Regions from separate parts of the Homo sapiens genome. Here regions 2, 3, 4, 5, 6 and 7 are each linked to region 1. A link is a loop called in an ENCODE intact Hi-C map of the cell type or tissue named here. Cell type or tissue: PC-9. All regions are shown on one strand. Region 1 overlaps LINC02751 (long intergenic non-protein coding RNA 2751). Region 2 holds the start of MIR6073 (microRNA 6073). Region 3 has its middle 95 kb from the start of LINC02682. Region 4 has its middle 130 kb from the start of C11orf58. Region 5 holds the start of LOC105376567 (a long non-coding RNA gene). Region 6 has its middle 7.6 kb from the start of LINC02682. Region 7 holds the start of LOC105376571 (a long non-coding RNA gene).

Region 1 (4,000 bases):
TTATTCCCTAGTACTACCTGCAAATACTGCCAGGTCTGGGTATCCTGCCCTAACCCCTTCCCCAGTTTCGTTTTTGCCAACTCCCAATGACAATCCTGCAACCTCACTGCTCCCTGCTCCCTTGCTGATCCTCTCCTGCAGCCTTCGCGATGGGTTCAGCGTTCTTCGGCAGCGGCTCAGAGCAGCCCGGACCTCCTCTCTTTCTCTTTCTCTTTCTTTCTCTCTCTCTCTCTCTTTGGCATGGCCTGAACAATCGCCTCACTCTGTTAGCAAGGCCATCAGAATTTCTGAACACAGTCACAAAATTTATATCCCTCCAACTGCCCCGATATAAACACTACCCAGAGGAAAGGGAGGAAAGGTCTCTTTTCTCTAAAATAAGGAGACGCAATTTAAAAAAAAAAAAAAAAAGCGGGGGGGAGGAATCAAGATTCATTTTTAAGCAATCTGGACATGTGTTAGAGGATATTGCTGAGAACAATTAGGGATGTATGAGTGAGAGGTTTATTTCTCACTTGCTTGTCAGGTCAGAAGACAATCTGTTTATTTTCCTGCTACAGTTTTATTCGATAAACTGAAAGGATGGGAGCTAGGAAAGAGGGTATGAACAGGATGTGTGCTATCAATTTGTCAAATAAATAATCGTGCTTGGAAACAACAGATTTTATTAATTAGACAGGATAGTGTATTATTACCATTAAAGTGTTATATTGCATTAATTTTTATATTTTACTCCGCTACTAATTACTGTAAAAGATTTCGGGAATGAAGCAAAATAAAATCATGCCGCATTATACATAATGTAAAGATAGCGTGAATTAATTTGTCGGCCGCTCCCCGTCTGCCTCCGGGAGAGGAAGAGGCATGGAAGGGCCTCCGCTGCTCGGCTTGCCGGCCGCTCCAGAGCTCTGCACCAGCGCTGCTCCCGCCTTGTCGCAGGAGGCAGCTATGAAGACCTAAGGTTCAAGACCCGGCTCAGCCGCGAACTTGCTTGGTACCCTTTGGCAAATCACTTCTCTGAGGCCTCGGTTTCCTCTTCTGTAAATGTAAACATCCCTTCTTTTTTTTTTGCCTTACGGGGTGGTTGTAAAGAGCTAACGAATTCCCGAGAGTAAAAGTGCTTTCAAATGTCAGAGGTGGGGAGACGGGTTGAAATCCAGTACAATAAGAGTAGGTAGACAGAGGTGGGGGGCGTCCGGAGTTCAGACCCTGCAGGGGCAGGTCTGGTCAGATTTAATGCTCAGAGGCTGCCAGGGCAGGGGGCCTGGAGAGTTAGGGCTTGGGAGGGAATTAGGGCTCTCCAAGGCCATCCAGCGGTCGTCTCAGCCACCCCCTCACTGCACAGTGCCTGGGAGCGGGGGCCCATGGCCACACCCTGGCGTAGCCGAGTTCCTCACTGTAAATGCAGACTAGAAGACACCCCCGTTATCCCCAGGCGCTCACACCAGGGAATCCCCCACTGGGTATTGGCACAGTGGAAAAAAGCACGATTCTCGTCAGACAGGACCAGGTTTTAATAACTGCACAGCCACGCAAGAGCCATGTGGCCACAGCCAGTCCCTTAACCTCTCTGAAGGGCAGTTTCTTCCTCAGTTAAAAAAAAAAAAAAAAAAGTTGTTTGCTCAGGAAGAAAATTCCCACGCTGGGCACAAGTTCTGGCTAAGGAGTCGGCGGGCTGGGCCCTCACGAGGGTGCCAGGGTCCCCAGGGCTCCCCATGACAGCACAGCCGCATGGGGACCAGGAGCCCCAGCAGAGCCCTCCCCGTCCAGCTCCATCCAGGCGCTGCCTCCCGGGTCCTCGCTGACCTCCGCTCGGGCAGAAGCCACCGAGTCCCAGGGCGGCCCCCAAGCCCCACCCCGGGGGCGCGGTTCTCCCTCGCTCGGCGGCCGAAGCCCAGCCACGTTTTTCTCCAGGCTGGGTCTCCGCAGCCAGGGCCAGGCGAGGGCCATTTCTCACGACCCGCTGCCACCTACCGTCCGCAGCGGAGAACTGCAGGCCGAGCGCGGCAGGCCTCTGGGAAGCTGCCACCCAGATGGACCAGATCCCCAGGCGGCGCTCAGGCCTCTCGGCCTGGAGCCCCAGTTCCCAATGTGTTCCGGATACGTGTTGCAGCCTTGTGGGAACAACTCAGCTGGCCACCTGAAGCCCTGATGCTCTGGCTTGCACTGTCACTGGGGTAACTGGACCCCTGGGGACACAGGGGCACGAGGGCAAGCCACTCCCTCCCCATCCGGCTATAGTCTCCTTTAGAGGCCTGAAAATCCTGCCCCTGGGTTTGGAGGGCTGTCTCTGGCTGCTTGAACTGGACCTGATGTAGGGCTTCCAGAGACAATTGTCCCGGTTTCCAGTTTCCAGAGTTAGAACTTCGCCTGCCCTGCAAGTCTGACCTGAGTCTGAGCTGGGCCTGCCTTCAGCTTTCTCCGTATTCTCTGGATCCCTTATGTGACCCTCTCTTGGGGCATGGATCAGGCAGCCCTGCAAAATAGCATGGTCCCAAATCTTGACTTCTCCACTCACAAGCTAGCTTATCTGCGGTAAGTGACTCAGCCTGACTAGGAAAACTCCTAGTTTTCCTCATCTTTAAACCAGCAATATCAGTAGTAACTTCCATATACGGTTGCCATGAGGATAAAATGAGTGAATATATATATACAAAGGAATTAGAACAAGGCCTGGCACACAGTAAATGGCTTATACGTGCATAGTAGTGCATTATCCAAGCATTAGGGATTATCTGTGTCGGTGTTATCTGTGTGCCTGTCACAAGACTTCCATTTGATTGTGAACTCCATAAGCATAGAAATCATCTCTGATTCAGCCATGAATCCTCAGCTACTTGCACACAGAAGGATGCAGTACCACTTATCCATGCATTCATTCATGCATTTAATAAATATTTATTCTACTATGTGCCAAGCACTGTGCCCTGGGGTTACAAGCATTAATAAAGACAACGACCCTTCCCTTATGGAGGTTATATTGTTTGGAGAAGACAGAAATAGAGCAAACAAGTAAGTCGATAAAATGGGCACATCTTGTAGTAAGTGCAAGAAAGAGAACAGCCAGACTCTTTGAAAGAGAATGAAGGAGGAGGAGCATGGAAGAGAGCTTTTGGATGGTCAGGGAAGGCATTGCTTCTAAAGGCCTCTGAAGAGGCGATAATTAAGCTGAAACTTAGATGAAAAGGAGGAAGGGGTATAGGCAAAAGATGGACTGCATCTTATATGAAAAGGATGCCTGGGGTATAGGCAAAAGATGGACTGCAAAGGAGCAGGAGGAAACTTCCCAAGGTGATGGAAATGTAACGGTGGTTGCCTAAGTGTATTTATAAAGTTGTCAAAACTCATCAAACTGAACCCTGAAAAGGAGTGAATTTTATTCATACAAATTATGCTTCAGGTTGGGCTCAGTGGCTCACGCTTGTAATCCCAGCACTTTGGGAGACCGAGGTGGGTGGATCACCTGATGTCAGGTGTTCAAGACCAGCCTGGTTAACATGGTGAAACTCCGTCTCTACTAAAAATACAAAAAGTAGCTGGGCCTGGTGGTGTGCACCTGTAATCCCAGCTGCTTGGGAGGCTGAGGCAGGAGAATCGCTTGAACCTGACAGGCAGAGGTTACAGTGAGCTGAGATCACACCATTACACTCCAGCCTGGGCAACAAGAGTGAAACTCCATCTCAAAAATAATAATAATAATAATGATAATTATTATTATTATTATTATGCTTCAATAAAGCTGATTTAAAAATAAAAGATGGTAGCCAAGTAAAAAATCAAGGAAGAGCATTCCAGACATAGGAAAAAAGAGCTGATGCGTAGCCTCTGAAGCAGGGAAAATCTTTTTGCATCCTAGGAAGGCCTGTGTGGATGAAGCAGGGTAAAGAAGAGGGAAGGTAGCAAGAGATGAGGCAAAGACATGACATCCTGGACCTGGTGGGGTTAGGATTTTATTCTGTGTGAACAGAAAAAGCCCTTGATTTGCTATCAAAAGTCCTAA
Region 2 (4,000 bases), 320 kb before region 1:
TTTTCTAATTGTGTAAATATAACATAGAAATAGAATTTATTTTTGGTTCATGAATACTTAGTGAGATATAAGTTATGTATTTCCTTTTTGTTCTCTATCCATAGATGTTGGTCCAAACTGAAAGTTGATGAGTCACTGTGCCTCTCGGGGTAGTGAGTTATCAGCTACAGTGAGAGAGCAGTGTTTGGCCTGCAGCTGGGACAGCAAAACGTTTCACCAGGGTTCTCATGCAGTTCAGAACCCACTGTCCACAGATCCAGACATTTCCCTTTTTTCTTACAGAAAGTTGATGATTGGACATACTAAATTTCCACTACAGTTAGGAGACAGTCAGTTTGCTTTGGGAGTCTACATAAATCTTCTAAGATAGTTCTGTGACCATTTAATAGCAAGAAGCATGAATGCCACTACAAAGGCAAAAATCCACCTCTGAGATCGGCCGTTAATAAACGTCCCGTCATGTCAGTTTAGATTCAAGAATGTTAAGCAACTTTGTTTTTGCGGTGCTCCCTATTTCATAGTATCTTCAAATCAAAAATAAAAATTATCTCCATTTTGTTAAAGAACTTACAGGGTCAGGGTTCTCCTTGTCACTTAGAATTGGGACACTGCCAGGCAATCCTCTCCCAAAAAAAAAAAAAAAAAAAAATAGCCATATGGAATGGAAGGAAAAGGAGAAAAGAAGGAAGAAAGGAAAAAAGTAGGAAGGGAGAGAGAAAAAAAAGGTCGCTTTGCGGATACGAGCCGCTAGGCTGACAACTTTTCTATTTCATTGGCAGATATGAAGCAGTGTCTTTTCCAGTAAGGTACGGAAGCTTTGTTGTTTTCATGTGTACCCAGCTCAGCCTTTTAGAAGCACCTCGGTTTGCTTCATTAGGTATTTGATACTCTCCAGCCTTGTCCTCAGGCCTGATTTGATTTGCCAGGGTCCTGACACCAAAGCCCAGGCCAAGTTCTAAATTCAGGTGTGGGCTCACAGTGCTATTGAGCTTGTCGAATTCTGGCCTCCCCTGAACATTAGCCCCACGGGAGCCTGAGGGTGTTTGAAAAGGGCGTGATCACTCTAGGGCTGAAATTAAAGGCTGCTTTCTTTTCCTTCTGAAGCCAGGCTGCTTCTTCGGAGTACACCCTCCTGAGCCAGGAGCACAAGCACTAGCAGAAAGCAGGGATTGTTTCAGGAAAGCCCATTTACCCTCAGTAGGAAGGCAGCCTGGTCACTTGAACAGCACAGCTGAGGCTGCTTCTCTCAATTTACTCATTTTGCAAAGAATTGACCTCTACCAACTCATTAGGGAGAGGAAAAAGAATCACTTAGTAATTTTAAATCATATGAGAAGTCCTGTACCAAGTGCCAACAACTGCAAAGAAATGCAGCTAGAGGAATGTATTGAAATTACTACTGGGTCTTCCTTTTTAATGAGAAAATGACAAAAATGGTTGCTGTAGCCCTGCCTGATTTTGTACACGTTTGTCTAAGAATTGAGTTGGCACTTAAGCTCACTTCTCAAAGTATAATAATATTGTATGACCTCATTTGTCCTTTCACAAAAGCACTTGCATCATTTCCTTAAGTCATCTGCTCCCTGACATGTTTTCTTCCCTAATAAACAACTTCTGTCTGTTATTCCTGCCAATGATGTTCTGTTTCTGATGCCATATCCTATTGAGCGTGCCCCTGTACTAATATCATTGAAAATATTGATATGCAAACACATTTCCTTTTCATCCCCATTCTATCTTTCCCTTTGGGGACAGATTGCTTTCCAAAAGCTCATGAACAAATATTTGGAATGCTGGTACCTTTGGGGCAGAGGTAAGGGTGGGCGGGGTGGGGGCAGAAAGGTAATGCTTAATGCAGATAACTCTTCTAATCAGTGTCCATGGCAATATGAACGCTTGAAGAAAACTCAGTGACATATCTTGCTCAGTAGTTTCTTATTCCTGAAGAACCACAAGCATAAAGTGAGGCCTCAGTGCTGGTGCTCTTGGAGTATGGGGAATGTGCAAATATTTAACTGTTTTGTATGCTGCACATTGCAGGTCTGCTCATGTGCATTCTCCCTTTGTCTTCCTTTGTCATATGTGTTTTTGCTTTTTTGAAAGTGCAGTCTTTATTGTACCCTCCTCCAGCTTGTAGCAAATTAGAATGCTTAGCATTTATGTTCATTCATTATTGTATTTGCCATGTAAAATTTTTATTACCTTAGACAAGCTTATAAGCTGTTACTACATAACTTATCTTACTGTAACTCTTTTATTTCCCCCGACGTTGTAATTTGTTTGTGATGTATATTGTGAAATTGTATTCTATGTTAATTTAATCAGCACAATTCACTGACATGCTGGACTGACATGCTGGCTGCTGTTTCAAAGTGTAAAGTTTGTGTAGGGCTGTTGGGACAACTGCAACTCTGTTGTCAAGGTACTGTGCTTTGGTTCCTATAGCAACACTGGGTGTGGCCCTTGAATTGCTAAGGGCATTTAATACATCCTGGAGCAAATTTTAACTGCAGATTTTCTTTGTAGAAATTCTATGTATAATGCAGGTACCTACTTGGCCCATGGCTGGTAACTATTTGGGCAATTAGAAAAAAAGAAAAAAACATAAAAACTAGTGTCTATTGCTGCTTTGAATATGTTTGAAAGTCTGAAAATGTAAATAGTTTATCAAAAAAAAATCTTGTACAGTCCAGTGTAAAGTTTTTAAATGACCTTAAGGGTTGCCATCACATCTTTCTCACACTCTCCTCTTGATAATAATAATAATAAAAAGTTTGCTAAGGATTAAAGAAATGGGAAAAATAAAAAAAATCTCTTCAAATTTACAGGAATGAATCATTGTTCTTAGCTTTGTTGCATACACAAACTTCTTGGATTTTGTTGTGCAGTATTGACGTGAGATAAAGCTCAACATTGAATAATCTTTCAGTGGTACTTTTCAAAGTCTTCCCCTCCTCTGCCTCATAATTAAGGGAAAAGACAAAATTGAAAGACACACTGTCTTTATCTATCCTGGTGTATGTTGGCACCTTAGCTACTTTTTTTTTTTCCTTTTTGCACAAGGTGCTTTCCTGATATGTTCAACATGCCATCTTTGGGTGATAATGTATATGCCGTGATGGGGCTCAGGCCCCTTAGGGGAGTGTCTATAAGAACTGCCTATTTATGCTCATTTACCTCAAGACTGTCCTCTCTACCCTAATCTAGTTGTCATCACTCCATCTTTTGTACTGCTGTTGACACTTACAAATTAAAGATAAATTTTGTTTTATGACCTCTGTGTATGGCCTTGTCTGTGCCCTGCAAACTGTCCCCACCATGGGGCCCCAGCCAGCCCTGAATGTGCCACCCTCTTGCTGCTGGAGCCTGCAGAGCTCTCCTGCCCTCTGCCATTGCTTCTGCCTGGCCCAAGGGTAGGTCTCTGAAAGACATGGAACCCCTTAGCCTGGAAAGACTTGCCTGCTCTTTTCGTTGTGGAGCACACCTGGCTGCAGCAGGAAATACTTGTGGATTTAGAAGGGAGGAACGGGATACAAGGTGGATTTTTGTCAAGAGAAGATAAGAGAGCATGGCATTGCCTCTTTACCTGACTTCTTCGTGTCAGTGAAACAGCTTAGAGCCTTTTGGAGTATGAACAACTCTCAAGGGCCAGCCTCTCATCTGACGCCACCTTCTACGAGCCTAGCAGCCAAGAGTGGAAAATGCTGCACTTATGGAACCTTTCCCTCCACTGTGGTTGGCAGTAGTTGGCTGATTACTCAGTACCTTCTGCCTCAGAGAAGAAAGAGCCCATCTTTTTGTCCAGCAATGAGTTGCATCCAGAGTGAAACTCGGTTCCCAGTGATATCAGCTTCTAAAATGTTGCCAAAGCTATTTCATTGTGCTGAGTCTGAGTGGGGACGGAAGGTGGGTAGTGGGGTGAAGTGAGCAGGGCCCTTAAGGGAGACTTGCCACACCAGCCAAGCCAGTCCTGTGAGTCTAGAGATGAGTAACCAACACC
Region 3 (4,000 bases), 170 kb before region 1:
CTACAGCAGGAGCTTTCTTCTAATGTTGAGCCTACATTCTAACTAAAGAGATGAGACATTATGATGTAGGAGAAAAAGTGATGAACTTAAGATACCGATTCAAATTCAAGCTCTTCCACTTATAAAATCTAAGGGTTTCATTTTCCGCTTTTGTGAATAGATAATTAGATTCGAAGGTAAATAGATTTGAATTCTTAGCCCAACTCTGGAAGCAGTGGCTGCTGTATTGAGTAGCATCATGAGGTCATGTTGATGTTTGGTGAGGAAGAGTATTATGAGAGCACAAGAATGTTTAAATTCTTCTACATGAGACCCTGAGAGGTAGAGATGGGAAGAAGATGGAAGAGGGAGAAGCATGACAGAGGATCCCAAAAGATGGTATGGCAGAAACAATGCTGTGTTCTCATCAAATATAATTTTCCTTTTGGGACCACTTATAGCTACATTTCCCAGCTTCCTCTACAGTTGGATGGGGCCATGTGACCAAGTCTGGCCAATAGAGTTGGGTAGAAATTATGTGTGCCACTTTATGGGTTGGCCCCTGAAACATCCTGTGTGGTTCTCCATACCCAATTCTCCATGCTTGTTTTCTTGTCTCACAGCTGGATGCAGAAGATTCAGAGGTGAACTCCAATATAGAACCACTAGAGAGGAGACTGGATTCCTGGAACACTGCATAAGACTTTCCTCTAAATACCCAACTGGACTGCCACTGGGATTTTGAGGTTGTTTGTTATAATGTTTAGCCTCCTCTGCCTAAAAGACTATGGGAAGCAGAAAATGATACAAAAAGTGGTCAGAGGACACCCCTAATGGTGGAATGGTAAAGGTCATTTTTGGTATGGACATGCCTAAAGTACCTAAGTCCCCTGAGAATTTGCCATAGACTCATGCAAGACGTAAAATGAGATTTTGACTCATTTTTGTCTAGACGCTAAGGGAGCAGAGAGACTCCAGCTGATCTCAGGGTTACTGGGACTGAAGGTCTCAAAACAAACCAGCAATCTCGACGACACTGAAGCATAAACCTCCCTGAGGGCCTTGCCTGACTCTCAGCCTGGCCCCCATTTGCCACCATTCTCTCTGTCTTTCTCTGATTTTTCAAGACCATCCAGACCACAAGAATGCCATGCTCTAGGGAATCTTGCCTGTCAAGAAATTCAGAGGCCCTGCATCCTTTAGTGATGGGGTTAGCGTTTGGCTCCAGATAAGCAAAATAAGATGAGATCTTTGTGGAGCAGGGCAGCCTATCTGTCGTCTTTGGGAATGGACCTGCTTGTGAAACAAAATTGGGTTGTATGAAATTCCTGGGATAGATACTTGTCTATTTTCTTAAACTGCATTTAGAGAAGGTTGAATTGGCCATGATTAACTCCTGATGAATCAGTGCCAATGGACAGTGGAATGGTTTCTGTTGGATCAAGTTTCACTTCAGCTCTCAAAGAATACATATTTTTAGATGTGAATTTCAGATTCAAAGTCTCCTTTTGCTATGATTTTGGGAGTCTTGCCAGGTGGATGTGTTAACTTTCCAGACCAGTGGCTGAAATCTGAACCATTGTTTTCCTTTGAGATTGTTTGTCAGACTCTTAAAGTCTTGGGGCAGGGGATTCCAGATATGTCTCCTATGCTGTTCACAGTTTGTGTGCTCTCACATCCAGGGTGATTTAGTTACAGATTAGAACCCAACACCTTCCTGCCCCTCCACTCCCTCCCTAGGCATCTCCTAAACCAAGGACAGTGGCAATTCTCAGAAACCCAGGGTTAGTATTTTCCATTTAATGAACTTCAAGCACTGGGAGAGTACTGAGAGACCGCCTGATGCAAACTGGTTGCTTAGCAGCTGGGCAAAATAATGCCCACAGAGGTGAAGCAATATGAAGAAAGTTATACAGCGAATCTGAGTCATAAACAGAAAGTGAAAAATAGTAGGATGTTTTTAATATACTGTAATTTTATTACAGTGCATTGTAAAAGAGTACAAGTTGAAGTGAAGAATAAAAAATTTTAAAAAAGAGTTTGGAATTAGAATATTAAAAAGAAATCAATAAAAGATATCCTAAAAAGAAGATTCATGAAACTCCCTTCTCAAATAAACAAAAATGAAAAATATTGAAGCAAATATAGCAGACTAAGCCATTCGCCAAAATTAGGGAAGTCATATTCTGAGAGTTGTGAAAAATGCTTTTCAGATTCAGAACAATTTGGACAGTACTGAAAGTAGATGCCTAGCACAAATGCCTGACTCCCCTTAGCAACAACATTGCAGTAGAGCAGGAAAAAAGAGAAAGAAAAGCTGAAATTTGCTCATAGTCCAGATTTAGAAGCACAGGGGTTAAGATGCAGGTTGTTCCAGGGAACTACCTCCTATAAAGAACCTTTTCTCCAGTGTTGATAAAAATGCACTATAAAATCTTGGCTGGAATTGCTGCCAATGTTTCCTCTGACCTTTAGCAGGACAGATGGCATGAGAGGCATTGAGGGGTAATTTCTTAGGATTCACTGCCTGGGCTGATCCAGCAGCAGCAAACACAGGCTTAGTATGGTGTGGAAATCAATGCACAGCTAAACTGATTCAAAATCATGTGAGAAATAGGGACAGCAACAAGGACAGCATCTTTTATAACCAGTCACCCTGAGAGAGGAGCACACCCAGATTCAAAGCTCAGCTTCGTTCCTCCATGAGACAGGGGAACTGAGTCACCAACAGAGTGGTGCTATCCTCAGTTACTTCCAAAAATTACAGAGAAAGAAAGCAAAGACAAAATTCTTTAATTGTGGTTATACAAAACCCCAGCTCCTTGTCCACACCCTTTGGGCACTTCAGTGACTAGGCCAAAGAAAAAAAAAATTCTGGTGTTCCAGCTCATATTCCAAGGAAAAGATTCAAATATTGCTCAAGACAACAGGAAATCCACGCCGACTCAAGAAAGAAGCAGCTTCAGATACAATGGCTCTGTTCAGAGACAAATGAAAAGAAATTCCTGCAGTAGGAAACCACAATAAGAATTGGAAAAAATAAACACATGCACAAATAGATGGAACATTACATGCAAAATACAAATAGAGCAAAATTTGAAGGAAGATATAGTCAAGGAAATAGAAAAACATGTTAGCTGCAACTAACTCACATCCTAAAGAAAAACATGGACTTTATGGAATGAGAGATATATTGATGATTACACAACTGATTAAAACAGAAAGCTGGTAGAAATGAGGAAAGATAAGAAGAGTGACAATAATATTCTGTAAATTTTAAAATAAAGTATTAGCTCCCAAATACCAGAATTAACACCTGAAAATATTAAGTCAGTGGTGTGGAGACAGGATTGAAAAATAACAGAATGAATAACAAATAAGAAAAGACAAACATATCCACCAATATTATAATATGATAGGGAGAGCAAAACATGGTATTTAAAGAAAAGGAGCACTTCAAGTGGAATAGAAATATAATCTAAGACCTAAGAGAAGAAAACTTCTCGGATTTGAAGGAATAACTGACATTCTAGTTTGAAGGGCTTTCCTTATATAAGGAAACTTAAAAGAGAAAAAAATCCCACCAAACATAGCCTAATGAAGCTATTAGATTTCAAAGAAAAGGAAAAAATATCTCTTCTTAAACTTCAGGAAAGTTGCATTACTTAAAGGGAAAAGTAAGTCAGGTTGACTTCAGGATGTCAAAAAAAAAATTGAACAAGAAACAGAAATTCTATAACCAGTTAAGTTACCACCAATGTGTAAAACTAATAGAAAGTTATTCTCAAATATTTAAGTCTTGGGAAATATTTAACCCATGTGAGCTTCCAGAAAAATCTACTTGAAGATGTAGCTCAGACAACCCCAAGATTTTTAAGAATAGTGAAAGTAAAAGTGTTCAAGAATGAGAAAATCTGAGTACAAAAGGGCTGAATTGGGCATTAAGTATGAAACATAATTATGCCTAAAAACTGGAGTGATTATAGTTAAAAAATCATTTGTAAAGATTATAGCTTTTTTA
Region 4 (4,000 bases), 960 kb before region 1:
TAATTTGAATCCATAAACTATATAATCCATATGGCCTCCAGAACACTGCCACCTACATATGTTAGGAATCTCCTGTGTGAATTGCTTTTTCTTTTTTTTTTTTCAACGCCTCCTCCTCCATCGTTTAAAATGTTTCTCTTCCCCCATTTGCTGAGATCCTACTAAGTGGTGTGTTTTCATCATCTCTGCTTCCTTCATCTCTTTCTTTTCTCTCTTTTGACTACTTCTTTTTTTCGTTTTCCTTCATCCTTCTTATTGTTCATCCTAATATCCACCCTTCTTGTCTTCTCCCTGGCCTGCCTGTCCTTCCCCTTCTCCGTTTGTCTCGTGACTCGCTTTTGTGGTCCAGTTCTATCTCTTAGTACTTCTCAACATTCAGCCCATGCCTCCTTCTGTCACCTAACTTTTCCAAAGCACAAGCTACCATTCATACATTTTCCTTTACCATTTGACTTCCTCACTTTCTCCAGTTTGCTCCTTTTTTTTCTCCCCGAGTTGCCTACCTTTTCCACGCTACAGTTTGCCTTTCTCCTGACTCCTCCTCCCAGCAGCCCTAGCCCCAATAGAGCTCTTTTGGTCGTTTTCCCCTCAGCCTGCCTCTCCCCCACCTAGTACTTGTCCCCATTCTCCTCTGACCCCGACTTTCTCTCTTCTTTGTCTCCTTCCAGTTCTCCCCTAGTAGTTGCTTCACCGTCTCTTTCCAGGCGCTTTCCCCAGTTCCAACCTCTGGTCTCGCCGATGTCTCTGCCCTCCTCTCTCTTTGCGGCTCTCTCTTGCCTTTGCCTCCCGCTCTCCCCTCCTTCTTCCCCCGGCCCGCCCTCCTCCCTCCCAGCTTCTCTGCCTGGCTCGCTGCCTCCCTCGCCTCTTGTCTCATCTTGCCTGTGTTGTCTGGGAGGGGAGCCCAGCCTCCTCTCCCTCGCTCAGATCAATGCCCTGGCCACTCACTTTCTGATGTTGCACGACGGGAAATGCTTTGAATACTTACGACATGGCCGCTCACACTGATTGCCAAGATTGACAGCACTAACCATCGCCTTCACTTGTTCCAGGGTGAAGCCCCTAGTCACCCCGCTCCGCGCGCACCTCCTGGAACCCCGGCGGCAAACTTCTGCCGCTCTGCGCTGCCCCCACCCGGGGCGGGACACCCCCGCAGACTTGAGTTAACGGGCTACGCCGGCCGCGGCGCTGGGGGGTTCTGTTCCCTTGCTCCCCGGACTGTGACAATTGACCTAGCACCGACTCCCCTTCCTTTTAATTTTTTTTATTTGTATCTTTCCCTTTTTCTTTAATGCCATTTACTCCTGCGGCGCAGCGCACAAGGAGCCCTCCCGCGCGGTACCATCCTGGAGCCCGCCCAGGTAACCGGGACGGAGCGAGCGATCTCGAGAGCGAGGGAGGCAGAGCCAGGGCGCGCGGCCCGCTGTGAGCTACCTGTTGGGGCGCCGGAGGGGGCAGGGGGCAGGAGCCCAGGGCCGGGCCGCCGTCCCCCGGCGTCTTCCGCTCCTGCCCTTCCGGGCACTCCAGGGTTAGTTTCTGTGAGCTGGGACCGAGGGGCTGGGGCAGGACAGGCAGAGGGACGAGAGCCGAGCGAGCGGAGCCCCGAGAGGGCGCGGGTGGCCGGGAGCCGCGGCTGCCGGGCCGGGGCGGGTTTGCGTACTTGGCTGGGGAGGGGAAAGGAGGAGGAGGAGCGGGAGGAGGGCGCTCCGAGGGGCCGACGCGGAGGGGGAGTGGAGGGAGAGAAAGGGGCCCGGGCGCCCGCCGCTCGCTGGTGGACGCGCTGATCCCGAGGATGCGTCCCCCTCTTGGAGAGTTGCGCCTTGTTCCGGAGTGACAGATCTGCGTGGCGGGGGTCTGTTTTTCTCCCCTTCACCTCCCCTCCAAAAAATCCACCCTGAGAAAACACATGTTGTAGCCGTAGATAACTGTGCGTAGGACATTAAGGCAAAAGGGCAGGGACAGGGACACAACGCAACCTTTGACAACAGAAAGCTGTTATCGCCATCCTAAGTATTCGTCCGGAAATCTGTCTGCCCTCTCGGCCCACCTCACTCCTCCACCTCCGCCTCCCCGCATTGGTATTCTAATCTATATAATTGGGAATGATGTGAAAAAGAAGTCAGGTGGCTTAGAGAATGAATTTGTAAGTCTCCGTGAAGTTCGAGGTAGGTATTTCATTGAAGTTCGCTCAAGTGTGTGATAGAGGAAGCTTTTGTGGCTGCGTGTGTAGTCATCCCTCCTCGTTCTGTGAAAGCAAATGCGTGTCGGCTTTGAAGGTTCAGATGGGACCGCTAGGCGGTAATGCCCTCCGTGCCCACAAGAGGGCAACATCCCGAGGGCTTTGTGAGCGCTGTATCTCTTGTTACCGCCGCAGGCTTGGGTTTAGAGAAAGTTACACTGAAACTTTTAAAAAACTGATACCACCTCTTATTTCGCGATACTAAAAAAAGAAAGATATAAAGGAAAAAAAAAAAAGAAAAAAGAGGGAAGTAAAGAGAGAAGAGAGAAAGAGAAAGGCAGGCAGCTAGCCTACCCCGGGAGAGCCCTAGTCACACCGAGACTAGGGGGAGGGCTGTTTTAATTGTGGGTTTGGCCGACTGACGACTGGAGTGCCCTCCTCGGCTGTCTTAGTTGTAGCCGGAGGTCATGTAAATCGACCTTAAAAGAATGCATAAGCCATAAATTAAAATAAACCCTCATCCAAGGGCTGATCCATACGTAGACAATATCCAACCTGGACAAAACGGGCTTCCCTTGCGAGCCGACCTAAACCGCATCCCCCAAAGAATAGAGACTAAATGCAAAGTAAGTTTCCTAGCAAATATTTTGTTTTCTTGAAAAGTGTTGGGTTGATTCGCTGTGTGACTGAGACGCCACAGTGTTCGGAGCGCTTCAGTGTCACCCAGGCTCTGGGTGCGGGAGGTCGGGAGGACCCGCTGAGCTTCTGGGCTTCTTAATGCTACCCCCACCCCACCCCCATTTCGGTTTGGAAACTTAGGCTGTTTGTGGGGTTGACACTGGTTGAGGGCGGGCGGGAGTCGAGGATCTCCGCCGCTCTCTCGCCGGGATAAAGTTTACTCGGAGGAGTTCATGAAGAAAACCCGGGTCGCTAGAAAACGCTTGCGCTCCCTCCTCCCACCCTCACCCCACCGCCGCTCCGCCGCAACTTTTTCGGGACACCGCTCGAGTTGCCTCCAGCTCCCTCCGCTTGTCGCCCTTCCTTCCCCCTCCCCCCGTTTTTGGACAGTACTTTTTAATGATCTTTTCAGGAATAAACAAACCGAATTCCAAGCCCATCCGAAATCCAAGGCTGACTGATCTGTGGTCCTCTTTACCCTGGCCGCGAGGGCAGTGGTGCCTGACCTGGCGGGAGCGGGGGCGAGGGGTAGTTCAGCCCCGCCGGGCGCGGACTTCGCCAGGGAGTCACCCGGCCGAGCGCACGGTCGCCGGCACGTTTCTTCCCCGCCCCGCGTCCCTGAGCCCAGCCGGCGCCCTCCGTCCTTCTCGGCGCCCTGCCGGGGCCCCGCCACCCGCCGTTCCTCTGCAGCCGGGGCCGCGGTCCGCTGCTCCCGGGCTCGGCCCAGGGCAGGGGGCGGTGCTGCCACCCGCCCCGGGACCCAGCCCGAGCCCGGCCGCTCCCGCGGGAGCTGCTTTCTTCCTTCTCCCTTAAAGGGCCGGGCAGAGAAGGGAAAGGGCTTGTGCAAAGGCTGCTGGGGTTGTGCTCCGATGCCGGGAGGAGCGGCCCGGGGCTGCTGAGGGCAGATTAGCTCGGTGCCGGGCTGCTTCCCCGGCGCTCCGCAGAGCTTTAAGATAAAAAGAATTGGTGTGTTCGGAGCAGATAAAAGGTGGCAGTCGCCAGCTTGTTTTGAGTTTTATTTACGGTCTCTTAGGCGGACCAAGTTTGAAAATGTTGTTTTGTGTGAATTGTCAGATATTGAATGCAGCCCCTATTTGGGGACTAAAAATAAGTCTTCGACTGAACTGGCGGGGCTGGGCTGTTAGC
Region 5 (4,000 bases), 120 kb before region 1:
TCAGGCAGTTTTAATTGGCCTCAACTCTGGTACCTGCTTTTGTGACCTTGGTAATCAGCCCTCTTGAAAAATCAAAACCCCTCCAGAGTCTGCAGCTTTATTTCCCAAACCCTCACTCTCCTCATGCTGTGGGTCACTTGTACTTGGTCAAGGGAGGCCTGGGGATTCACAGCTCAGGTAGTCTCTTGCTGTGATTGGATTGGGTCTTTCCTGGTTGGAGGTGGCAGCCAAGGAGATTCCTGGACAGCACTGTCCTGGGAGACTATTTGACCAAAGCAGGGCACATTCACCTCTGATGTGAGTTTGTACTCAGGCCTGTTATTCAGAGGAAGCATCAGAAAGAGCGGGGGCCTGAAGGGACCAGGAGATCACGTGCGGGTGACTGTTCAGGTGCTGTGGAGAATCAGGAGATACAAGAGAGGATTAGGCAAAAGAAATCTATTAAATAACAACTCAAACAAATTATTGGAAGTGAAGGACCATTTTTATTCCAGAAAAAGCAGGCTTTGCTAGAGCAGATTGGATTCAGGGCTCCGCATGGCATGTACATATGTACCTCTGTGTGTGTGTGTCTGTGTGTGTGTGTGTGTTACTTGTGGGAGGAGAGGATGAAACACAGCAAAGTGACCCTGAAGTCACTGCACCTGTCCCTTGTTTCTCTAGCCCACCTGCACCCAAGTGAGGAAAATTCAAAGATATTTGGTTATGAACCTGGAAATGACCCTGAATCCCCCACCAGTTCCCTCACATCTCTGCCAAAGACCCATATGACTCACTGGTGCTCCCTGGTGGACATTTGGGTTCTGTGGCTCCACCTGGGACATTGACCCAGTGTTTGGGCCTCTCTTGCTCTCATGAAGAAGGAATGAGGTATCATTGCAGCTGGAATTAGACTGCAGTGCCCAGATACTGCCCCAGCTGAAGTGGGTAGGGCTTTCCTCCCTCTGGTATCTCAACTCTTTATTTTAGGCTTCTCAGAGGAGGACTTTGCTCTTCTCATACACACTTTTGTGACTTGAGGGTCTTGGGGCTGAGTGATTAGAAGACCTATGAGGGAAATCAACCACTGTCTCAGTTCAAAGTCCACAGGCCCCTGGATTCTCTCTACATCACAAAGCAAGCCCTGTCTACGTAGGTAACCCTGGAGAGGCCAATTTGGATTTGGACTGCTGTTCATAGCCTGGGGTCCTTGCCATAACTGATGGGAGCATTCTCAAGGGCTGGCAATGCCCACCAGCCCAGGACAGCTCCATCCAGCTGTCTCACCAGAGCAAGTGTCTCCTGACCTAAGCAGGACTCCCATCCCCTAAGAGGGAGTGTGAGATGTGGAAACCTGGAATGGAATCAGGCGACCTAGGTTCAAAGCTCTGGCCTCTCCTAAGAGTGTGACTTTGGCCAAATCATTGAATCCTTCCAAGTCCCATTTTTCATGATTACAGAAGAGAAATAATAAAATACCTTCCTTACAGGGTTGTTGTGGGAATTAGAGGTGACATGCTTGAAGTGAATGGACTGGTGCCCAGCGGGTCATCACAAAGATAACAGCAGCTTCCATATGTTTAGTTGTTCACTAAATGCCAGACACTAATAAGTTCCTTACATATTTTGGCAAGCCCGGTTTTCATAGGCCATGTAATCATTGAATTAAATAAATGTAACTCTTTTGTTCTATGACTTCATTTTTATTAATTATATGTTTATATAAGCCCCCGTTCTGCATGATAGATATCCAATTCTAGTACTAAGGAATCTGGGTCCTCTCAGGGTTTTCTAAGTTGCTTTGGGTTTAAGCTCAATACATTCAAACTTGTTGCCTTTCTCTTTTTCCCCTTGGTGTGGCATATGCATTCTGGTGTTGAGATGTATCCTGGCATGGGTATGAGTTGAGAAAAGGCTGAGGTTCTGGCCCACAATCATTTTTTTTCCAATTATGGTGGCTGCCAAGATGTGACTCCTGGTCTTGGTCACTGGCACCCTCTCCCAGGTGTGTGGGCACTGCTGTCCCACCTGGTCCTGGCTTCATAGTCTCTCCTTTTCTCTGATATGTCATCTTTCTCTCCTAATTCTAATGCCATCCCATGCTACACAGGGGGAGCTGGCTATTTTCCAGTGCTGTGCTGGGAATACTGGAGACTTATGGGTGTCCAGGACCCCTGCCTCTGGAGCCCCATGGAACTATCTCTGCTATCTGTTCCTGGGCCCCCATGAGTTGCCATCTCACAGAAGTCCAGATGGGAGCACAGTAATGGACCCTTTCCTCTGTATCCACAGCTCTCCTGACCGCTTTTCCATCTCTGCAGCTGACACCTGTGGAGGGGAGGTGGGGCCCAGGGGAAGGGCCACAGTCCTTTGCTTTTTCTCTGGCACTCTCTCCCCTCCTCCCTACCTTGGAAAGTTTTATGGGTATGGGTAGTGAGACTGGAAAAACTGGTTCTGCTTGATCACATATTCTTCTAAATAGTTTCTGTCTTACTTCTGGACTGAGAGCATTGAACTTCAAAACCAAGAATGTGATCCCTTTGTCGTCTGGTCCTACCATGACAGCTTTCCTAAAGTAGTAGGGGCTTTAGTTTAACTGCCCCAGTGCGGGTAGGTTGAGATGGAAATAGGAAATGCAAGGTGGATGGGTAAGGAGACTATCACCATCTCACTGCAGACGCTAATCTTATTTAATCTTTCAAACAACCTTATGATGCAGTTTCTATTATGAAACTCATTTTACAGATGATAAGCTAAGGTTCAAAGAAATGACTTGGCTGGCTGATTCCATTTATTCAATCAAAAATATTGATAGAGTGTCCACTATGCACCAGGTACTGTTCTCGGTTTTGGAGAATACAGCAGTGCACAAAACAAACAAAACTCTTGTCCTCATGGGGCCTACAGCCAAGTGGGGTAGGTAGAGTAGGGCACAAACAGTAAGGAAGAAGATCAACAGGTATGTGATATAGTTTATCCCATGGTAATAAGTTTTAGGGATACATATAAATCATGGAACGAACATAAAGAAAGCAAGGAGGATATGGCTTCAAACAATATGGCTCACCAAAATGAATCAGGTGAATAATCCCACATCGGAGGGGAAGGAATCTCAGAAAGAGGAAAGAGCAGGACAAAGGCCCTAGGCTGGGAGTGTACTTGGTTCAGTAGCTCTAGGAAAAGGGCTGGGATTTGAACCTAGTCAGTTTGACTGCAGAGTTCATGTACTTCACCAGCATCTGATAGGGTTCAAGTTATGATAGTCATTGTTCTGTCGCTTTCCGTGGCTCGATGTTAAATGCCCTTCCCCTTTATGAGTCTTGGTGAGTAGTTGAAAATGCCAGAGGCTCTATTTCCTAGCATTTTACAGCTCCTATAACTGTAGAATGGTTGTAGGTCACAGGTATAACCAATGAAAACACAACCTAAGATACAAATCAGGAGCTACTGATGCAAAGAATGGGGACCAGGAGGAAGAGTTTCTTCGAGACCTGGTGGTTGAAGAGCAGTGGATCATTCTTGGCTGTGGTGGGAGAGGTGCTGAACGTTGTTCACGCTGGCTATGTCATGAGTGGAATCTATGGCGTCAAGGCTAGGTAAGGCAGGGTTTGCATCTGCACTTGACCAGTTCTGTGGTGTGACCTTGGGTGTTCTTGGCTACATAGCCTTGAGCCGGTTTCCTGACACTTCACGGCCATTTGTTGAACTAACTATTATCCATCTGTTTACTCCTTCAAAAGCAACATAGGTTTTATTTTTAGTTCAATAAAAAAAGACTAGATGACAGAAACATTTTCTTTTTCATCCCTCCACCCTATCCCTCAAATTTAGACTTTGCAATTTTTATAAGGTTTGCATGATGATAAATAAGAAATAGAAATGTTATTAAAATTGAAGTGAATTTCCTTTTGGGCTGTGGAAAATAATGAAAAAGCTATTTCATCTGTTTTCTTTCCTATTTCAAAATATAAAATGGAAGATGAGGCTGCTTGCTGTTTTGACATTGTCAGGCATGTCTCAT
Region 6 (4,000 bases), 250 kb before region 1:
CACTTGCCTCGAAATAGGCTCTCAGGCAGACATTGCAATGATGGAGGAAGCTTTCAGGGAAGGGTATGTGTGGAGAGTGGATGCTTCAGGCCAAGGGAGGCAGAGAGGCTCTGGGGTTGTGACATCTGAGACAGGACCCAGAGATGTGGATGCTGAAAGGCCAAAGGCTATGGGAGTGCAGGAACCTTCTAATTACAGCAAAGTCCTTTCATACTTACTCCTAGCTAGTATGTGCTTTGCAGAGGTCTATGGGTCTTAACTCAGAACTCATTTCTCTACTGCCTCTGACAGCCAGGGGCCACCATCTTGTGCAACTCCAGAGCACTATTCCATACTGAGTTCAATGGAACCACAGCGTCGGGAAGTAAGGAGCGATTCTCATAGAATACACTAGGAATGCGCACCCTGGGGTTGTGCGGCAAGGCAGCATTGATGCGAGCAGCTCAGACCCAGGACAAGATGCCATGGGGAACTTAGCTTACCCTGGGCCTGCACAACCTGGGGTTCTGTGCCATCCACTGATGCAACTCAGGAATGAGTTTTATTGTTTCTTGAACAGAGGAAGGAGTGGAGTTGGAAGAGGGATCTTCTCTATTGATGCTGATAACCCACTGACAGTTCTTAGTTCTTCAGGGGGCAGTGGGTCCATGCGCAGCTTGGAGCCATTAGTGTCTGTTCTTGAGACCCTCCTGTCTTCCTTACCTTCCTCTGACCAAGCAGGCCTCCAATTCAGGCCTGGCTTCTGCCTTTGAAACAATGAAAACCAAGATGGCTAATTTAGGTGAACTAAAGATTTATTAAAAGGATTTTGAGAAACTTGCAGAATCTCTAGAGGGCCAGAGGACTGGCCTGGAGGCCCACAGTGAAGAACAACATCCAAAATCACTTTGCAGAACTGACCAGTCCAGGGAGAGCACCTAAACCTTCACTGCAGGCTCTGACACTGCAGTCAGTGACAACCTAAGTGCTCTCCCTGCTCCAGATCCCAGCTGGCCCCAGAAGATTAGCCCTGGCTCTTGTGGAACTTGAGTGTGGTGGCTACTGCTGCCCTCACTGGAATGGGTTCCAGGTGGCGTCTGCTTGGCTGCATCCTTTGCTTTCGATTCTGTTTGATGTGGATGATCCTGATGATCAAAGCATGGTCAGGGGCTTGAGTTTTGACTGCAAGAAGGCTGGGAAAGTAGAGGTCTGGCTGCATAGAAAGAGGTGGTCTCTGCCTCCGACTAGGACTCTGAGTGGGGAATTCCATAAACACAGGGGGGAATGTTCAAAGGTGACAAATGACCACTGCAGAGGTGTGCAGAGCCTTCTCAAAAGAGCAGCATATACATATGCTCCCAAAGGCAGGACTAGATAAGCCCAGCATACCGCGATGCCCCCTTTCCCCTCCTGCCTCGGCGTCCTCTCGTTTCCCCACCTCTTTCTCTGTTGAGACCTGCAGTCAGATGTTCTTACCTCCTTGACCCTGGAAATCATTCTCTTTCCCACCCTTAAGTTTGATCTCCAGCCTCCCCACTATGGTCCTACATTATTATTTTTTTTTAATTTGGGAATTTGAGCACCTTTAAACTTTGAGCAGATTCAAGGAAAGCTCTCCTCTGCTTGATCCCACAGTTCAGGGTGGCCACAAAGCCTGTTCTGTGAGCAGAGGCAGAGGGGTTGCCCCTCAGGGTCTGCTGAGCTGCCTGCAGCTGGCTCCTCCCTAGTTTGGAGTGACAGCAACACATCTGGCCCAGGTGAACGTTCATCTTTCCCAAAGATAACACAGACTGGTGTCACATGCAGAATGTCCAGAAGCCCTTTAGCTTGACTTTGAACCTGCCCCCTGGGCAGTGCCCTGTAGGCAGGATGGAGCCTTCCATCAACCTGACCTAGGTTAGGAGAGTTGGTGCTCTGGCTGGGAATGAGTCACCTCTCTTCTGGGAAGCATGGCCTTGGGGCATGTCAGGCACGTTCTGTCCCACACCCACCCATCTCCCACTTCTATTAAACAGTGTCTTTTTCCTCAGGTTATCCCACTACTCCACTGCACCCAGCACCTTCTTTTAAACAACATATTATTTTTAATTTTGGAATATAAATGTCCTTTTTTATTATAAAAGTAATGGATAATCTATAAAATTCAAGCAATGTATAAAACTGTAAATTAGAAAGTGTAGAGTCCTCTGACATGGAACTTTACTTCTTAGATAATCATTGTTAAATTTTTTTCACTCTCCGTATATATAAATGTACACACACACACACACACACACACAAACACACACAAACACACACACACACATGAAACACATCCATAGAGGGAAAGATGTACACAATACGGTGTTGGTTTTTAAAAGCCAGTTTACATGACAGTCTGCGTCTGCATTATTTTATATCTGATTTTGGTTAAAACGAAATGGACTATCTAATAGAACGTCCAACCTTTGGATGGGCTGCCGCCCAGGAGGAAGTGAGCTCCCTGTCGCAGGAGGAATGTTAGCCAAGACTGAGCAGTCAGGTACAGAACTGGAAGGTGGACCTGAGCCGCAGCTCTTGTCTGTTTAGCACAATTGTTCTCGGGGTCCAGCAGCTAACAGGATCAAGCATTTTAAGCTGTGGTCGGCCTTATGGAAGGAGGTGAAGGAGAGGCACACTGGCTCAGCTCTGAGGGGCCTGGCCCTGGGTCCCTCCATGGTGTGGTTTGACTGTTTCCCCACCCAAATCTCACCTTGAATTGTAATAATCCCCACATGTCAAGGGCGGAGCCAGGCGGAGATAATTGAATCATGGGGTCAATTTCCTCCATACCGTTCTCGTGGTAGTGAATAAGTCTCACAAGATCTGATGGCTTCATAAATAGGAGTTCCCCTGCCCAAGCTGTCTTGCCTACCACCATGTAAGACATCCCTTTGTTCTTCCTTTGCCAGCTGCCATGATTGTGAGGCCTCCCTAATCATGTGGAACTGTGAGTCCATTAAATCTCTTTTTCTTTATAAATCACCCAGTCTCGGCTATATCTTTAGTAGCAGCATGAGAAAAGACTAATATACTCTATCACCCCTTCTCTCTCTACCCTACTGACCTGGCACAGGGTAAGAGTGGGGCTTTCTTCCTGGGGGAGCCCCAAGAAGTGGCCAGGCCTGTTGGCCTCCCAGAGCATATGGTCCCCATGGCATTGACAGTTCCAGAGGCCAAGCTGGGGGGTTTCACAGGCCCTGGATCAAGCTGGGAGGTAGGGGATCAGCAACTGCTTATCAGTTAGTGCCTCACTGGTTTCTTCCCCATGAGACACTGAATAAATATTTGCTGAATAAATGGCCCACTGGCGCATGTCACCTTGTCCTTAAACTCTGGCTCTAGCAGGATTTCTGAGTCTCAGGGAGTGTCCCGCTCAACACACTTCAGGAAGTAGATCTGTTTGCAGGAAATGGCAGTGTTCTAACCTCAAGAAACTCAGGCTTTCTGAGGAGGGAGGCCCCACTGAGGTGACCTGTCCTGTCCTGTCTGATGCAGGCCTCTGTCGTGAAAAGGTGGGAGCAACTTATGCTTTCAGCTCTGTGAGGGACATTTTCAGACTCACGGCTTCCTGCAAGGGACAGAACAAGACGCCCTGAGAGTGAGCTTGCTGTCCACAGAGGTGTGCGAACAGGCCAGCAACCTTCAACCGTGAGGTTGGGCTCCTCCTCCTTCACAGGGCGGAGTGGAGTGAGTCGTGAGGAAGAGAGCTCTTGCAGTCTTGGGGTCTGGGGACCATCTCCAAGGTTTCCCTTTCATTATGTGGAAGGTCTGCCCATCCCCTGTCCTCATCCTCTTCTCCCTTCCCTGGCCCTGCTCGAGGGGACTTGTTTCCTCCCTCCCCACTCCTATTTTTCTTCTTCTCCCCACAGTTCCCAGAAGTGGGACCCAGGCCTCCAGCTGCAGCCTGTCCAGGTTCCCTATCGGATTATAAAGCTTAACATTTTTGTGAAGGAAGAAGAAAGCCTTCCCTCTGGAGAGCGATAAGAACATTCCATCCTCC
Region 7 (4,000 bases), 960 kb before region 1:
GTAAGAGAAACAGTTAGATGATGGATAGAAATTTCACTTTTCATCTGGATGTTTCAGAAGTGTTAGTTTTGGCCGCCTTAAGCAATAAAGCAACGATTACCTTAATAAATAGATATATTTTCAGATAGCACTTCAAAAATATTAGGTCTGGTATTGTTAAAAATATAGCTGACATGTATGTTTTTTGGGAAATTGGTAGGAGTTTACAATGTTCTGGTTTCTATCACATTATTTATGGTGGTTTCATTTCCTTATATTTTGCCATTCAATATTCTGTTTATGGTAAAATGGAGAATATAGACTGAATAGTGACAACTCCTATGTTGTAGAATTTTTGATTAAAAATAATGGAATTGGTCCCTGACTGCACATGTGATTTGTGTTCCAGTTTTGTAGTCACTGGATTTGTTTAATTCCTACCCTGGCTTAGTTTCTGCCAGTTATGTTAAACTTCATGTGTATATTTTTTCCATTTAAGATAAAATGAACTGCCAGGATTATGTATGGCAAAACCAAGAGCGCTCTGAGTTAAGGCTCTCAGGACATTGTACAAGTCTAATGTTCTTGTATGAGGTTGGCCTACCCCACTGCAACTAAGAAATGAGATGATTTGAGGACTATTACATACTTAAGGTTTTCATAGTGGATTAGAATAGCATTACTTAGCACAGGTGTTTCTATAATTGGGATTCCCTGGGAAACTTCAGTACTGTTCTCGGTAACATTCAGCTTTCCACATAAATGGAAGAGCTATCCAATGTTAATTTGATAGGCTGTGGCATGAAACAGGGAGTGGGGTCCGGCTTGGGGGCCTGTTGCTTCTTTTATTGGAGAAGACATTTCTTGTTGTCCATTAGCATCGGGTTGCTGTGGCTATATTTTTAATTTTTAATTTATACCATTATTTATTTATTGTTGACCAAAATACTGAATGGGCACGGCCAAAGTCAGCCAGGGCTGATTTATGCTCATATAAAACAAAATAGTTCCCTAGTGTCCCATTTTCTTGAAATAAATAGAATTCTTCTCAATTTATAAAGTATATTTAAATAATGTCTATGCATCCAAGTAGCAGGGAAATGACTGAGGAACCCATGGGGCACAGTTCACCGAGGAGGACCTACGGTGTGGCCTTGCAGATGTCCCCAAGCCTTGGAGGCAGTGACCAGGAGTAACAAAGAACAACCGCGATAAATTATTTCAGGATTTAGCTAGGAGGTTCTTAAGCCTGGCATTCTTTTAGTGCAAGGCGTGAATATAGGAAGAACGGTGAGCGAAAAAGGCTTCCATAGGGGTAGGAATGGGAAAATAGAAAATCATTGATATAATTAATAATCATTATTATTTTACCTAATCCATTGTTAGACACTCAGAAGGACTGATTTCCTGAGAAATGGGCGACTATAGAGCTGGGAAATGTTCAGCTCTCGCAGCAGGCGGCCGGGCTGCCTGAACGTCCTTCTCTTGCACGCAATTCTCGTCTCGGAGACCTCCGTTTGTGACCTTGGGTCTGGCCGCGTCCCTGAGTCCCTTTGTCTACTGTTCCGAAGGTGGAGAGGAAGCGGGAGATGAGTCCCAGGGAGTACGGAGTCAGCTCTGAGCCGAGGTCACCGCAGAAGGGAGCTCGGTCTTCGGCCAGGACCGGAGCAGTTGGTATGCCTCTTCGAAGCTGCCCCCACCCTCTGCCACTGCCCTGGGAGTTAGTGTTTGGAGTTTCGGAGCCGCAGCCCCTGACTTGGAGCTGCAGACTCTTTGGCCCGAAGCTTTATACTTTGCTGGGAGAGTTCGCCTTCGCTCGATTCCCGGCTATTGGTTTCAGCTAGTTGGAAGTTTTAGCTCTCACTCCTGTCAGCCCGAGTCTCTGAGGGCAGACGGCGCCTAGCGTGGCCCGCCCGCCCGCAGGGCGCCCTCCCTTTGCTTCTCTTTCAGGCGGTCCCGGGAGGTCGCCAAGGCTGCTGGGCCAGTGTCAGCTGGGTTCGTCTCTACAGCCCCTAGCTGGGCGCAGTCTTCCCCTCGACCTCAAGGTGGCGACTTAGGCACGTAAACAAAGCTCGGCCAAGCCTGACCGCCGGCATCCTCGCAGTTCATCCACGGAACAGTCTAGTTTCCCCGATGCTCTGGAGCGGGCTGAATTGACTGTAAAGGGACTTCCGTTTAGATGAGGAGTTCGGCCAGAATTTCAGAATACGCGCGTGTCTGTGTGTGTGCGTGCGTGTGTGTGTGCTCGTGGGTCCGCGCGCGCGCGTGGAGGCAGCGGGAAGTGGTGATGGGGTGGAAACCCTTGGCCGAACCCGTTTGGGACGCCGCGAGCCTCCTCTCCATCACCTGAGCCCTCAGGCCGAGCGACCCAGCGGGCTGGGGCTTCGGAACCACTCTGCACCGAGAGATGTCTCAGAGTGCGCAACTGGCAAGACAGAGGCTCTGGTTGCCGCCGCCAGCGGTAGAAGATTTGCTAATCTCGTTTTAGTGACACCCATAATTTATGAGTGGAGAGACCTGAAAAATAAAGCCCCCGCCGTGTTTGTGCCCTTCTCCAGGGTGCATGCCGGCTGATCTGAGTGGCAGGGGTAGTTGGGGGTGGGGAAGAGAGACACAGACAGTGAAAGAATAAACGTGAGGCAGTCACACAATCTTACCTCCGGGACGAAAGGACACGGTTCCTAGAACTGAGATTTCCATAGCCCGTCTGCATCCCAGCTGTTTTTCCCGTAGGCGCTTTCCTGCCTAACACCGCCTTCTGACTAACTTGGACAAGGCTTGAGCTGCCCCCCTCCTTTTTTCCTCCCTTTTTTTCTTTCCAGACATTCCCTAAACTCAACCCAGGGCAAATCCAGAAGTCGGTACAGTACAGAGCTTCCATTCAATCGTGGGGGGGAAATCCCGTTTACAGTTTCTCTTAGGCAGATGGAAGAAGTAGATGGTTACAGGACTTTGGCAGGGTGCGTGGGGATGGCATGGCGTGTTAGTGTCAGGGAAGCGCGATTTCTCTTAGGTATTGGTGCTGCAGGTAAGGTTCCCAGATTCCAGCTGCCCTTGTGCAGAGCTGCAGTGTCGGTGAGAGTGGAGGGTGATCCGCGTCTCATTAGAGGGGAATGGAGGAGGGTGACGTGGGGGAGAAATGGACCCTGTACAGGCTCCGCAGACACACATTGTCTTAGTTCGTGTCTGTGCCGCTCCACGCTGCCTTTGGGAGCTTTTTGAGCAAGGTAGTATACTCCAGGCTTTTTCTCCTTTTCTTCATCGCCATCCCCCCACTCCCAACCCCGCCCCCCCGCCTCAATGTGTTTAAAAAGAAGTGAGTACCCTTCTAAAATAAGTTAAAAATCTTTCTCTGACTTTCCATTTGAGATGCCAAAAAGATTAAATAAATGAAACTTTATTTACGGATGAGTTTATCCACAGACTCAGCGACTTCTCTGGTCTTTGGCCTTATTTTAATTCTATGGTGGTAATTACCCTTCGTTTCTTTAAGTGTAATAGATTTATTGCCTTAGAGACTATGCACAGTTTGATTGAATTATTCATTTTTTTCTTTGGTGTAGACTGCATCTGGGGACTCTGATGTGACGTGTAGATTTTTTTTTTTTCAGGAACAAAGGGAATGTGGAAATGAAAGAGAGAGGGAGAGAGAGGCTGGCAGATGTAATGAGACGCGGTGAAGGTGTACGCAGACTGGCACTCCCACTCCTCCCTTCTGCTCTCACTGCAGCCCTGGGTAACTCGCAGGCTAACACAAACAGCTTTTCTCCCGCAGCCTGCCCTCTGTCACTGTAAGTACATCAGCCTTCTCTTATCAGCATGCAGATTCCAGCCACGCACTCCCTAGCCTGGCTTTGCACCTTAGACAGCAGAAGCGCATTTAAAAATTAACTTTCCTAAGCTAGGAAAGGCATGTCTGTAAAACTTATTTTTGATTTATCTTTATTTTTCTTTGGAAAAAAGTTCATGCATTTTTACCACTTTTCCCCACCTCCTTTGTGGCGGTGCTCTGCCGCTACTG

What was found. A loop is a pair of places that touch in the nucleus more often than their neighbours do. Peaks named below come from ENCODE experiments on the same cell type or tissue, not always from the same donor. Only the 100,000 strongest peaks of a DNase experiment are listed, where the experiment ranks them.
Region 2: a loop joins it to region 1, with 3 times the contacts of the local background. A loop is called at or near these places in 6 of 110 quality-filtered maps.
Region 3: a loop joins it to region 1, with 14 times the contacts of the local background. A loop is called at or near these places in 44 of 110 quality-filtered maps.
Region 4: a loop joins it to region 1, with 8 times the contacts of the local background. A loop is called at or near these places in 92 of 110 quality-filtered maps.
Region 5: a loop joins it to region 1, with 10 times the contacts of the local background. A loop is called at or near these places in 7 of 110 quality-filtered maps.
Region 6: a loop joins it to region 1, with 6 times the contacts of the local background. A loop is called at or near these places in 5 of 110 quality-filtered maps.
Region 7: a loop joins it to region 1, with 7 times the contacts of the local background. A loop is called at or near these places in 92 of 110 quality-filtered maps.

Annotation. Positions count from the first base shown.
Region 1 is chr11:15,648,150-15,652,149 of GRCh38, reverse strand. All of the region lies in intron 4 of LINC02751 (long intergenic non-protein coding RNA 2751), which reads right to left. Among named protein-coding and RNA genes, the nearest start is that of LINC02751, 97 kb to the right of the region's middle. RefSeq lists a silencer at 1,747-1,836. In PC-9, CTCF peaks have their summits at 1,790 and 1,992 (motif pointing left); DNase peaks (open chromatin) are centred at 1,619 and 1,909; H3K4me3 peaks cover 398 bases; H3K27ac peaks cover 1,057 bases.
Region 2 is chr11:15,965,723-15,969,722 of GRCh38, reverse strand. SOX6 (SRY-box transcription factor 6) reads left to right here. Exons shown (of 16, transcript NM_001367873.1): 16 at 1-3,274. It overlaps MIR6073 (microRNA 6073), which reads left to right and starts at 102; the gene lies at 102-190. RefSeq lists an enhancer at 3,717-3,866. In PC-9, no CTCF peak of the experiment used is centred here; DNase peaks (open chromatin) are centred at 142, 2,422 and 3,972; H3K27ac peaks cover 2,326 bases.
Region 3 is chr11:15,814,210-15,818,209 of GRCh38, reverse strand. No RefSeq gene overlaps it. Among named protein-coding and RNA genes, the nearest start is that of LINC02682, 95 kb to the left of the region's middle. In PC-9, no CTCF peak of the experiment used is centred here; DNase peaks (open chromatin) are centred at 1,509 and 1,809; H3K4me3 peaks cover 715 bases; H3K27ac peaks cover 4,000 bases.
Region 4 is chr11:16,604,703-16,608,702 of GRCh38, reverse strand. It overlaps a transcript of SOX6 not described here. Among named protein-coding and RNA genes, the nearest start is that of C11orf58, 130 kb to the left of the region's middle. RefSeq lists enhancers at 580-1,079, 1,080-1,581. In PC-9, a CTCF peak has its summit at 2,313 (motif pointing right); DNase peaks (open chromatin) are centred at 912, 2,272 and 2,582; H3K4me3 peaks cover 4,000 bases; H3K27ac peaks cover 2,265 bases.
Region 5 is chr11:15,767,793-15,771,792 of GRCh38, reverse strand. LOC105376567 (a long non-coding RNA gene) reads left to right here and starts at 3,317. Exons shown (of 6, transcript XR_931071.3): 1 at 3,317-3,575. In PC-9, a CTCF peak has its summit at 778 (motif pointing left); a DNase peak (open chromatin) is centred at 2,432; H3K27ac peaks cover 1,584 bases.
Region 6 is chr11:15,901,319-15,905,318 of GRCh38, reverse strand. No RefSeq gene overlaps it. Among named protein-coding and RNA genes, the nearest start is that of LINC02682, 7.6 kb to the left of the region's middle. In PC-9, no CTCF peak of the experiment used is centred here; DNase peaks (open chromatin) are centred at 1,878 and 3,398.
Region 7 is chr11:16,611,851-16,615,850 of GRCh38, reverse strand. LOC105376571 (a long non-coding RNA gene) reads right to left here and starts at 3,047. Exons shown (of 4, transcript XR_931086.3): 1 at 2,637-3,047; 2 at 1,351-2,136. It also overlaps a transcript of SOX6 not described here. In PC-9, CTCF peaks have their summits at 1,823 and 2,027 (motif pointing right); a DNase peak (open chromatin) is centred at 2,020; H3K4me3 peaks cover 971 bases.